Linked DNA regions of Homo sapiens: all the other regions are linked to region 1. A link is a contact called in ENCODE Hi-C or POLR2A ChIA-PET data. All regions are on one chromosome and are shown on one strand. The core of a region is the stretch at or near the end of the contact, and the rest is flanking DNA. Distances in the headings are between cores, read along the strand shown. Region 1 holds the start of GLIPR1 (GLI pathogenesis related 1). Region 2 has its middle 96 kb from the start of PHLDA1-AS1. Region 3 overlaps KCNC2 (potassium voltage-gated channel subfamily C member 2).

The links. A loop is a pair of places that touch in the nucleus more often than their neighbours do. ChIA-PET counts read pairs that join two places held with the same protein, here RNA polymerase II (POLR2A). Pooled maps may share reads with other maps.
Region 2: a loop to region 1 is called in a map with no recorded cell type, with 12 times the contacts of the local background. The contact joins the enhancer-like site here to the promoter of GLIPR1 in region 1. A Hi-C loop is called at or near these places in 3 of 37 single-sample maps with no recorded cell type and 12 of 50 pooled maps. POLR2A ChIA-PET finds 5 or more read pairs at or near these places in 8 of 52 experiments (K562, T-cell, activated CD4-positive, alpha-beta T cell and 4 more).
Region 3: a map of IMR-90 shows a loop between it and region 1 (4-fold over the local background). The contact joins the enhancer-like site here to the promoter of GLIPR1 in region 1. A Hi-C loop is called at or near these places in 2 of 168 maps with a recorded cell type or tissue (IMR-90 and PC-3), 2 of 37 single-sample maps with no recorded cell type and 2 of 50 pooled maps. POLR2A ChIA-PET finds 5 or more read pairs at or near these places in 1 of 52 experiments (activated T-cell).

Annotation. Positions count from the first base shown.
Region 1 is chr12:75,479,196-75,482,765 of GRCh38, forward strand. GLIPR1 (GLI pathogenesis related 1) reads left to right here and starts at 1,560. Exons shown (of 6, transcript NM_006851.3): 1 at 1,560-1,859; 2 at 2,639-2,884. The coding sequence starts at 1,686.
Region 2 is chr12:75,932,226-75,935,795 of GRCh38, forward strand. No RefSeq gene overlaps it. Among named protein-coding and RNA genes, the nearest start is that of PHLDA1-AS1, 96 kb to the right of the region's middle. Within about 2 kb of position 1,671, at least 5 of the 41 ENCODE cell types and tissues checked have a DNase peak (open chromatin) inside an H3K27ac peak, as active enhancers do.
Region 3 is chr12:75,176,206-75,179,775 of GRCh38, forward strand. All of the region lies in intron 2 of KCNC2 (potassium voltage-gated channel subfamily C member 2), which reads right to left. Among named protein-coding and RNA genes, the nearest start is that of KCNC2, 32 kb to the right of the region's middle. Within about 2 kb of position 1,971, at least 2 of the 41 ENCODE cell types and tissues checked have a DNase peak (open chromatin) inside an H3K27ac peak, as active enhancers do.

The DNA of each region.
Region 1 (3,570 bases), core at 310-2,809:
GCTGGGATTACAGGCGTGAGCCACCGCGCCTGGCCCGTATGTTTGTTTTTAATGATGGGGCCTCGCTCTGTCACCCAGGCTGGATTGCAGTGACCTGACTATAGCTCTTCACAGCCTCAAATTGTGGGGATCAAGCTATCCTCCCACCTCAACTTTCTGAGTAGGTGGGGCTACAGGTGTGCCTGGAATGTTTCTTTACTTTTTGTTTGCATTAGAAATATTTCCCCACCTCATTCCATTTTCCATCTCTCTTAATTTTCTAAAATACACGTGTTTTCTAAAACCAGGTCTAAACCCCACCTACAGCTAAAATCCTCCAATAACTTCCCATGACTTTGGTGATAAAATAAAAAATCATTAGCAGAATTGAGAAATCCTTCCTGATCTGACTCTTAACTTCTCTCCCCCAAGTGGCATGAAAGCATCATTTGGATTCTGAATTCCATGACACCAGGTATCAAGTTTTCTACCAGTCAGAATCACTACTTATTTACAGACCATATTTACAGAGGGAGACAATATGGAGAGGTTCTTGCTCTATTCTTGCCATAACACCATGTCTTCAATTTCACAACTAGATATATAGTTCCTATCCCTCTAATTCCCTTCTCCTCTCCAGCGCTTTTTCACTTGATCAACACCTAGCTGATTCTAGCCTCAGCAAAGACCTCACCTGCTGTATGTAGGCCGGCTCTGCCGTTTCCAGAATGGGTTAAGTATGCTCTCTTGTGTGTCCATATCTACCTGTGCTTTCCTATATCCAGATCTCCAACAGCCCCTGTTGTAACATCCTTGTCATCACCATCTCACAGCTCTTACCACTGTAAGCTCCTTGGGGCCAGTGACTGTGTTTTTATTTCTGTATTACTAAGGTGAATATACAAGGCAGGAATTTAATATTAGCTAGTTCATTTGATCCTGCCAAACCTCTGTAATTAAGGAAGCAGAAAAGGTCCCATAGTCTCATTCAATAGGTGGCTGAGGTTTAGAGAGTTTTGTATCCTGTCCAAGGTCTTACAGCTAGTTAGAAACAGAAACTAAATTCTCAACTTGAGTCCTGTATTCTTTCTACTATTCTCCCTCTCAATCCCTCTCTCTCTTTCTCTCTCTCTCTCTTTCTCTCCCTCTCTCTCTCTCACACACACACACACACACACACATACACGCTTACATGTTTCTACCATCGTGAATGAATTCTAGGTCAAGTTTATGATGTTAACCAGATATTCCAACCACTATGTGTTGATATGACTCTAAAAAGAAAAAGATTTCTGAAAGCATTTTGCGAGGCATTTATAGAAGTAAGAGATATTTTCATTTTATCACCGCAACCTCCATTAAAAATTGGAGACTATTATTCCTGGAGACTTCAGAATTTTCTTTGGAAATATCTCCCAATTCAAAAGGAAGTCTGACACAGCCTCATAAAAATCTATGTCGTAATAGGTGCTGTGTCACTGAAAACCACTGAAAAGACAGGGTTAAGAACACAAAGTGAGCTGCACACCATATATGGAGAAACCCGTTTCTTAAAACTAGTGATGAACTCATGCTCTGTTCTGTTTTCTCAAAGCTGAAGTCGGCTAGGTTTGCAAAGCTGTGGGCTGAGCACTCAGGCAATCACACTCTCAGAAACTGCGGCGGCTCTGGACTGCAGCCTCCCAAGGCTCCATGCCAGACAAAGCATGCGTGTCACACTTGCTACAATAGCCTGGATGGTTTCTTTTGTCTCCAATTATTCACACACAGCAAATATTTTGCCAGATATCGAAAATGAAGATTTCATCAAAGACTGCGTTCGAATCCATAACAAGTTCCGATCAGAGGTGAAACCAACAGCCAGTGATATGCTATACATGGTAAGGAAAATATCATTAATTGTGGCGTCAGTCAGTCAGAAACAACTAATGTGTATTGACTTTGGTGTTAATACCTTCGTAATACTGAATGATTTTTTTTTCATTGTGATTAATGTATGCAGTAAATTCACAGTCTGTGATCAAAACACATCCAGTTTAGCTCTGTCTACCCAACTGTTGTTATAAGCAAGTGCCACAGCACATTTTACTTCTCTTTGGACACTTCCTGTTTTCTGGTTTTCAGTGGATTTTACTTCTCTTTTTGTTATCTTCCTCCCTGTTAATTTTTGTGATTTGGTTTTCTTTTTTTTTTTTTTTTTTTGTCTCTAAATTTACTTTTTTTGCTGCTGACAAAGTACTGAGTTGCTCAGGTAGGCAGAATGGCATCTGGGGAAAGGATGGGATTTTGATTCAGTAAGGCTTGGGATTGAATTTCAGATCTGTGGCTTTAAGCTGGTTTTTAACCTTTCTGAACTTCTTAGGATATGGGCTGTTGTGGTTATGGAATAATGTTGTGAAACACGGCACACACTATTTTGCCCACAATTAGCCTTCAGTGAAATGTCAGTTTTCCTCACTTAGATTCTAAATTCCATGAAACTAAATTGTCACGTTTCCTACCAGCCCTACTCAGTGCTTGAAGACCATATTTATAGAGGACTCATATGCAGTGGTATCTTCTCTCCTTATCTCACCTCGTTTTCCATTCAAATTCCCACTGTACTCACCCCAGTTACATTTCAGATGAACCCCCTATTGTTTAATGTTTATTTTTGCAGACTTGGGACCCAGCACTAGCCCAAATTGCAAAAGCATGGGCCAGCAATTGCCAGTTTTCACATAATACACGGCTGAAGCCACCCCACAAGCTGCACCCAAACTTCACTTCACTGGGAGAGAACATCTGGACTGGGTCTGTGCCCATTTTTTCTGTGTCTTCCGCCATCACAAACTGGTATGACGAAATCCAGGACTATGACTTCAAGACTCGGATATGCAAAAAAGTCTGTGGCCACTACACTCAGGTAAGGATCTGCCCTATATTATCTTGAAACTGTCTTTTCAAGTATGAGGAGAAAAATTGTACTATGAAGTTAAGAAAATGTATAGTATGCTAGTATACCTGTAAATATAAGGGAGTTAAATAGAACAGCCTCCAAGAACAGAAAATAATGCTTGAAAAGTTTAGTTGTGTGAACTAAACACATAATAGGTAATATGTGAGGCCCACCAACTTGGACAGGCTTTGAACAATTCCTGTAACAGCTATTCTCCCATAGGACTTTATTCCATTTGTGAGAAATCAAAGAACCTTATGAGTGAAAGGATTTTCAGGTTCCAGCTGTAGCATGAGTTTTAAATGAAATTTGAGCCAATTGTTTTGGGACTATAAAATTGGAAGAAACAAGACTCTCAGACAGAAACATCAATAAGAACTGATGCTTCCACAACCTCTCATTCTCTCAAACATCGACTGAAAACCTACTGTGTGCCATGCACTAGGCACCACGCACGGTGCTACACAAGGAGGGAGAAAAAGTCAGTCCCAGGCCAACAGAGAGGCCAACGTGTAAACTTATATGAACCATTCTGAGGGTATTCTGCCCCCAGAATCCATATTATTAGTCCCAATAGCCACATTCAGAGCCACCCATTGAGTTTTTTTTTTTTTTTTTAATTTTTACTCAAGCTGATTCTGGCTCCCTAACCC
Region 2 (3,570 bases), core at 421-2,920, 450 kb after region 1:
GGATCCTGGCCATAGAATATACCTTTGTTCTTTGCTTATCCCGAACTCTAATTTAGTTCATCCTCCACTAATTTCCTACTTGGAGTCAACTGTTCACACTTATTCTCACTTCTTTTCAAAGTCCTCTTCTCTTTAACTAGCACTGTGGGCTTCTAGTCAGCTTCTCACCATGGTCCTTTCTACATTGTTGACACACTAAGTGGATGCCTCACCCATCTTCCAGCCCTGGAGTCATTGTTCAAAAGAGAAGCAGGATTTTCTGAGAGGTGGCTAAAGTTCAGGAGGCTGTCAAATTCCTGTGACACTAAAACCAGGAATATAGACTGATGATGGGAGATTAACACTTTCATAGCACCATCAGTTCCTATTTTCCTACAACCACATTCATTGCTATTTACCTATTTTTATCAGCCATTTTTGACCCTTCAGACCCAGAAAAGATTGGCAACTAAAATAAGCTATGCAAAAGAAAAATCCAAAGAATACTTTTTCCTCCTAAATTAGCAGACCCAACATATCTAAATATTAAACACCACCTAAAAACAAGGCAGTATTCAATAAAAATCTCTGCATTTCTTCCCACACTATCTACCCAGCAGGATGATACAAAAAATTATAAAGAAATAGAGTCCAAAATACAACGCTTGCATAAGTTTTAAAAGCATTGCTTGATATGCAAAGATACTAAAAAACAAAAGAAAAAATGTGCTATATTAAATGACAAGCAAAAACTTGATCGCTGTATGTTAATTATGTGTTATTCCAAAGAAATACAGGAAGAAAGGCTATAGCTGAAAGATCAAGAGTTGGCAGAATTGTTTATTGCTAAATTCTCTGTGAAGCAGCCTTATAAATGAGCCTTTCAGTAAATTCATTAACTAGCTGGTCTCAGTCTTAAACTGTCTGGCAAGGAATTGTGCTTATTGGCTAATAAGGCTAGCAACACCCTAAATGTGTTTGCTCATATACATTAATTCACTCAAAAAGTAATTAACGGGTCTAAAAGACTCAGTTCTGGGAGTCCTACTGACGTATGTGGTATAGCCATCCCATATTTTCCATGTTAACAAACTCTTTTCCATTGCATCTGGCTGAAGGCATCGCCTATCCTGGTGTTTATGACTCATGTAGTAGGGCCAAGACTGTTGCTCAAACAAGTTCTGATGGTTGAAACATTAGCCAGCAAGCCCCTTGGCCTCCCAGAAGCTCTAAGATGTCTTACTGTACCTCTTTCTCTGAATATCCTAAAATGCTGCTAACACTCGTCCCCCTGAACTATTATTGCTTTAACTGTATTTAAGGATGTTGCCTACAATTAGCTTTGAATATAGCAGTTTAGAGAGCAATATAAAAATGGTGTAAATGGTCAGTGAATGCATGAATGATCAATACATCAGAAAAGTGAAAAAAAAAAAAACTGGAACTGGTTAAAAGTTTTCAAAATAATTATTTCATAGGAACATTAATGAATACTTCATCTGGTCTCATGAAAAAGGAGTCAAGATCAAACAAAAGGAGTGTCTAATTATTAAACAACTATTTTTCTATGTTAGTGGAAACAAATCAAACTCTCAAACAATATGAAAACTATTTGTATACCTTTGGGAATATATATAAAAAAAATATGTGATGGATTCAGCTATGAAACAATGCTTTGTCTAACTGCCTGGTTACATGGTGCCTGAATAGAGGGTGAGGATGAGGAAAGAGATGACAAATCCACAGGAAATGATGAAAGAAATTCAGCCCAGGATTTGAAAATTACAATAAGTAATCTGCAATGCAGATAATCTACATAAAGAGTAAAGACAAATCACTGAAAACAGGCTGCATGCGGTGGCTCAAGCCTGTAATCCCAGCATTTTGGGAGGCCGAGGGGGGCAGATCACCTGAGGTCAGGAGTGCAAGACCAGCTTGGCCAACATGGAGTAACCCCATCTCTATTAAAATACAAAAATTAGCCGAGCATGATGATGGGTGCCTGTAATCCCAGCTACTCAGGAGGCTGAGACAGGAGAATCACTTGAACCCAGGAGATGGTAGCTGCAGTGAGCCGAGATCACACCACTGCACTCCAGCCTGGGGGGCTGAGCAAGACTCCATCTCAAAAAAAAAAAAAAAAAAAAAAAAAAAGAAAAGAAATTACTGAAAACAGCTAACTTCAAATTCAGCAAACTAAGTCAGATTCCGCTATGGCAAAGAGTTTGCCAAAAGTTATACTTTTGACCACAGTATTAGAATAGGAAGGAAGTAATACTGAAGACAAAATTCACTAAAATATTTTGGTTTCAGTTGGAACAAAAACATTCTCCTTTAAGGAACTGGTATTGTGGAGACTTGATGATATTCTAGGAAATGAAATGAGATAATGTTTTCGAAATAGCCCCACGATAATGTCAATGAGTAATTTCAGTTCTTATCACCATATGATGTGGTTAGTGAGCAGTACTGATACGGAGGGGAAAAAAAAGGTGTCAGAATGTTAAAAAAAAAAAAAAAAAAAAAAAGCCTCCCTCTCTCAGGAAAACAGCAATCAACAGCTACTGCTGCTGGACAAAAACCTAACACTTCTCAGTCATGGGGGAAAAATGTCTGAAAATGAGTTTCACTGTTTCTCAGCAAATGTTGGCTTAAATATCTTGGCTGTGCCCATCAGAATACCTATGCCCAGCTTCATAATCATAAAGAAAACAGGATTCCAGGTCATTTGTGCTACAAGAGACTCAAAAGGTCATTTGGCCCATGTCCAAATTGACACTAACTTTTCTCTATTACACAGCACACAAACTGCAGAGTCAGATCTATGGAACCAGGTCTTTCTCCTCTTCCTTGATCTATTTCTCTTCTTCTTTTAAAAATAACATAGATTGGCCAGGCATGGTGGCTCATGCCTGTAATCCCAGCACTTTGGGAGGCCAAGGCAGGTGGATCGCCTGAGGTCAGAAGTTCGACCCCAGTCTGGCCAACATAGTGAAACCCCATCTCTACTAAAAATACAAAAATTAGCGAGGCATGGTGGTGCATGCCTGTAATCCCAGCTACCGGGGGGCTGAGGCAGGAGTATTGCTTGAACCTGGGAGGAGGAGGTTGCAGTGAGCCGAGATCGTGCCACTGCACTCCAGCCTGCGCAATAGAGTGAGACTCTGTCTCAAATAAAAAAAAAATTAAAATAAAATAAAAATAACATAGATCAGGGTAGAAATATTGCTGAAGCTCAGTTGCAAATCTACGAAAGTACAAAAAGCTACCCACCTTGGTTCCATTTTCTCACCTCCCATTTACTTCTCACATAGTGTAACTGTCTCTGGGACACTTTTTATCCCTGCCTATTTCAGAGGTTTCAAATTTTCTTCAATGGTTCCTCTTGCCCCCAGGCCAGAGGTAGGGGCTCCCTTGGCTCAGCTTCTATAGCAACCTCCTCATACCTGTGTCACAGACAGTATTTATTATCTTGTTATTGTTGTTGCTTTAGAGACAGTCTCCGTTGCCCAGGCTGGGGTGCAGTGGTGTGATCATAGCTCACTGCTGACTCTAACTTCTGAGCTCAATTGATGCTTCTGCCTCAGCCTT
Region 3 (3,570 bases), core at 721-3,220, 300 kb before region 1:
CTGGTATATATTCTCATTACTCTACATATTGCCCTAAGCACTGTCATCCACTCCAGCCCTTCTTCTCTCCTGAGCTGAAATGGGGACTAGAGAGGCAGTTTGGGCTTAACTCACCTCCACAACGTCCTCCCTGGTGTGGGCTACTATCTTAAAACAGAAGCCAGATCATGCCATTCCTCTGCTCAAAACCTTTCCATGGCTTCCACCTAAATCAGAGTAAAAGTTGAAGTCCTTGCAATGGACTACAAGCCCTGTAAGATCTAGTGCCCTACACATTTTCCGATTTAATTCACTACTCTTCCCCTCTGCTCACCCTGTACCAGCCAAATGGCCTCACAGTTCCTCAAATGAACTAGACACTCTCCCAGCATGGAAATTTTGTTGTGGTTCTTCTCTCCACCTGAAAATTCTCTACCCCTAGTCTTCTATGATTGAACTTCATTTTTTCTCTCCTTCAGTTAATAATACATGTCTGCCACCTAAGCTTAAGAACATATAGAATAATTCATTTCTAATGATATTGTAATTTATGTAATCTCTTTGGAGGTGAATATAGCATTATTATTAAAGGCCATTAAAATATCTGTGACCTTTGAAACAGTAATCCAGGTCCTGGGAATTTGACCAACAAAAAAACCTCAAAAAGAGAGCATATGTGTATTTTCAAATATGCTCTTATCATCAACATTTCAATAGCGTTCTCAATAATTTAATTTATAGTAGTAAAAAACAGAAATATATGAATGGACTATTGCGTCTCGTTAAAATGTATAAAGAAGAAGACTGTGTCAACATGAAACTGGTAAGTGAAGTGATGCTGCAAGTTTTATATATATATATATATATATATATACACACACACACTGTACTTCAACTCTGTATATTGGAAAATGGGAAGAAATAAAGCAATTGTTTTAGGGAGTGTTAGTTTGCTAAGGCTGCAATAACAAAATACTAGATAATTAGTGAAATAAAGTGAAACTTAATGGGAAGATTTACGTTAATGAATTTAATAAAATCTGATCCATTCCCTCTACTTCTCAGCAAAAAGAACAATGAAAAAAGTAATGCTATTTTTATGAACAAACACAGGGTTCAGGAAATATAACTAAAATTCTGTATAAATTAGTGTAGAATCCCAATAGTTTTAAATTGTTTAAGTAAAAGGTACATTTTTCTAGGAATTTCTGAATTGGAAGGAACTTTTGGAATTGTGTCAGGTAAGATGCTTTCAGCCACAATAAACAAGAACTACTGACTCAAAGTAGGTTAAAATATGATTTTTTTTCAAATTTTATGAAAATCAGAGGATAAAGGAGCTGTTAGACTGATTAACCTATCGGCTCAGCTAGGTCAGCAAGTGGCCAGTTCATTCAATTGTTCTTCTCTAACACTCTGTGCTTATTTCATCCTTAGTCAAACAATAGTCTTAGTTATTACATCCAGATATAATATCATACACAGAAAGAAAATTAAGTTCTCTTCTTGAGAACTTTAGAAGAATGATTTCTTCAAAAATTTTCATGGATTCTTGGCCTAAAATTTTATTGTTTAAATTGAACAATTTACCTACAAGAGAAATGGGATTTTTCTTGGACCAATCAGGCCTACCATTGTATGTGGGTTGGGATGAGCATAATTTAAGACATACATCTGTGTAAAAAGAATGGTGGAAACTTCAACAAAGTTGGAGATTCTCTTAAAAAGAAGAAAAGTGGAAAATAATAACAATCTTCCTTACTTTACTTATTAACACCCAACAGATGATATTTAGAGACATCAAATACCTTGTCCAATAATTTGAGTGGCCAGGCCTACCATTGATGCCTCTCTCTTTTTGAATATGGAATGGCCAGTGAGAATATTGGTTAATCCTCTCAACTTGCACATTATAATTTACACCCAGGAAAATACTGAAGGCATGTCCTGGCATGAAATACTAATGAAATAGTCAAGAGACTCTTCTACTTTCATCACAACCAGTGAGTCATTGTCTGACTCACAGTAAGACATGTACATCTGTGCTTAGTAATACAATTCCACTGTACCAAAGAAATTAGCACTGATGCATAGATTTACTAGCTGTCATTAGAAAATAGACCTGTTATAATATAAATAAGGTGGGTAAGAATCAGACTGGAAAGCTGGATGTGAATCAAATTTATTGATTCACACAGATGGCAATATGATTTTTGAAGCTCTTAATATAATTGACTTCAAATCCATTTATCAGTCACTATTGATGCTGAAGGCAGTGTGTAAAGTTTGTTTCTTAAAATTGTGTTTTGTTTACTATTAACAATTTTGCAAAGACTTCATTGTAGATTGAAACATACCCTAGATTTGGAGTCAAAACCCCAAATTTGGAAACTGGATTTGTAGCTTACCAACTGTGTAAACTACAACTATTCAGATCCTTGTAACCCTCAAATGGGGATTAAATCAAAACAATAACAAAAGTACACCCCCAATTTTTAAAAATTTGCAGGAGTGCAGTGAAGAGAAATGAGATAATACACATGAAAACATTCAAAACATAGATTAGCACAAAATACTTCTGTCTTTGATACAGAAAAATCCATGCTTGCCAGCGTGGAGCAAGTAGTTCAGGGTTAAGATTGCCATTTTGTAATGGTGCAAGTATTTAAGCCCTCCTTGTTCAAAGAGGTGGGGGAATCATGCATAGAAAAGTTTTGGGACCCATGAGCTAATAAATCAGGTAATAACTACCCAGTAGATGACTGTTCTATCTTTGAGCTTGAATGTTTTTTCCCTATAGAAAACAAACAAACAAACAAACAAAACAGTAGAAGGAAATCTCCTTTCAAGGTTCATAGGAAAAACAGAAACATACTAAAAGAAAAAAGATAATGAAATAAAAGTTAAATCTGATGATTCTAAAAAAGTTTCACCCACATGTTCCAAAAATATTTGATACATATAAAACTATGTAATTAAACAGTTCAAATCCAAGTTTGAATCAGAACACTAGTAAAAATTAGGCTTTCTGCAGGAAATGATACAGTATTTTATTTGTCTTTAAACATTCAGAGGGCGAAATTTTTTTTAACTGAAAATCAATTGCACCTTGGAAAGAGACTATCATCTTCATCAATCTCAATTTTCTTTTCTTTGTTTTTCATTTTGGCAAAAATATATAAGGAGTGAGTTTGATAGATACTGAAAGAAGTATGCCTTAAATCAGTTAACAAAAAAGAAATGAACAAAGTCTTTTGAAAAATCTCATGTGATTGGATATCAATTCTTATTATATGAGAAAAATAAACTCAACATGTTTTTTTATTTCCGAAACCTACTGATGTATTTTGGCTAATTTATGCATGTTAGACTCCATATTTTCATGAAAACAAAGTTATAGAATGAAGGCATAAAAATGTGTTTTATAAAAGATAGTTTTATATCTTTTATAAAAACTATAAAAGATATAAAACTACTTTTATATCTTTTATAAAAACTATAAAAGATATAAAACTACTTGTATATCTTTTATAAAAACTATAAAAGATATAAAACTAGTTTTATATCTTTTATAAAAACTATAAAAGATAT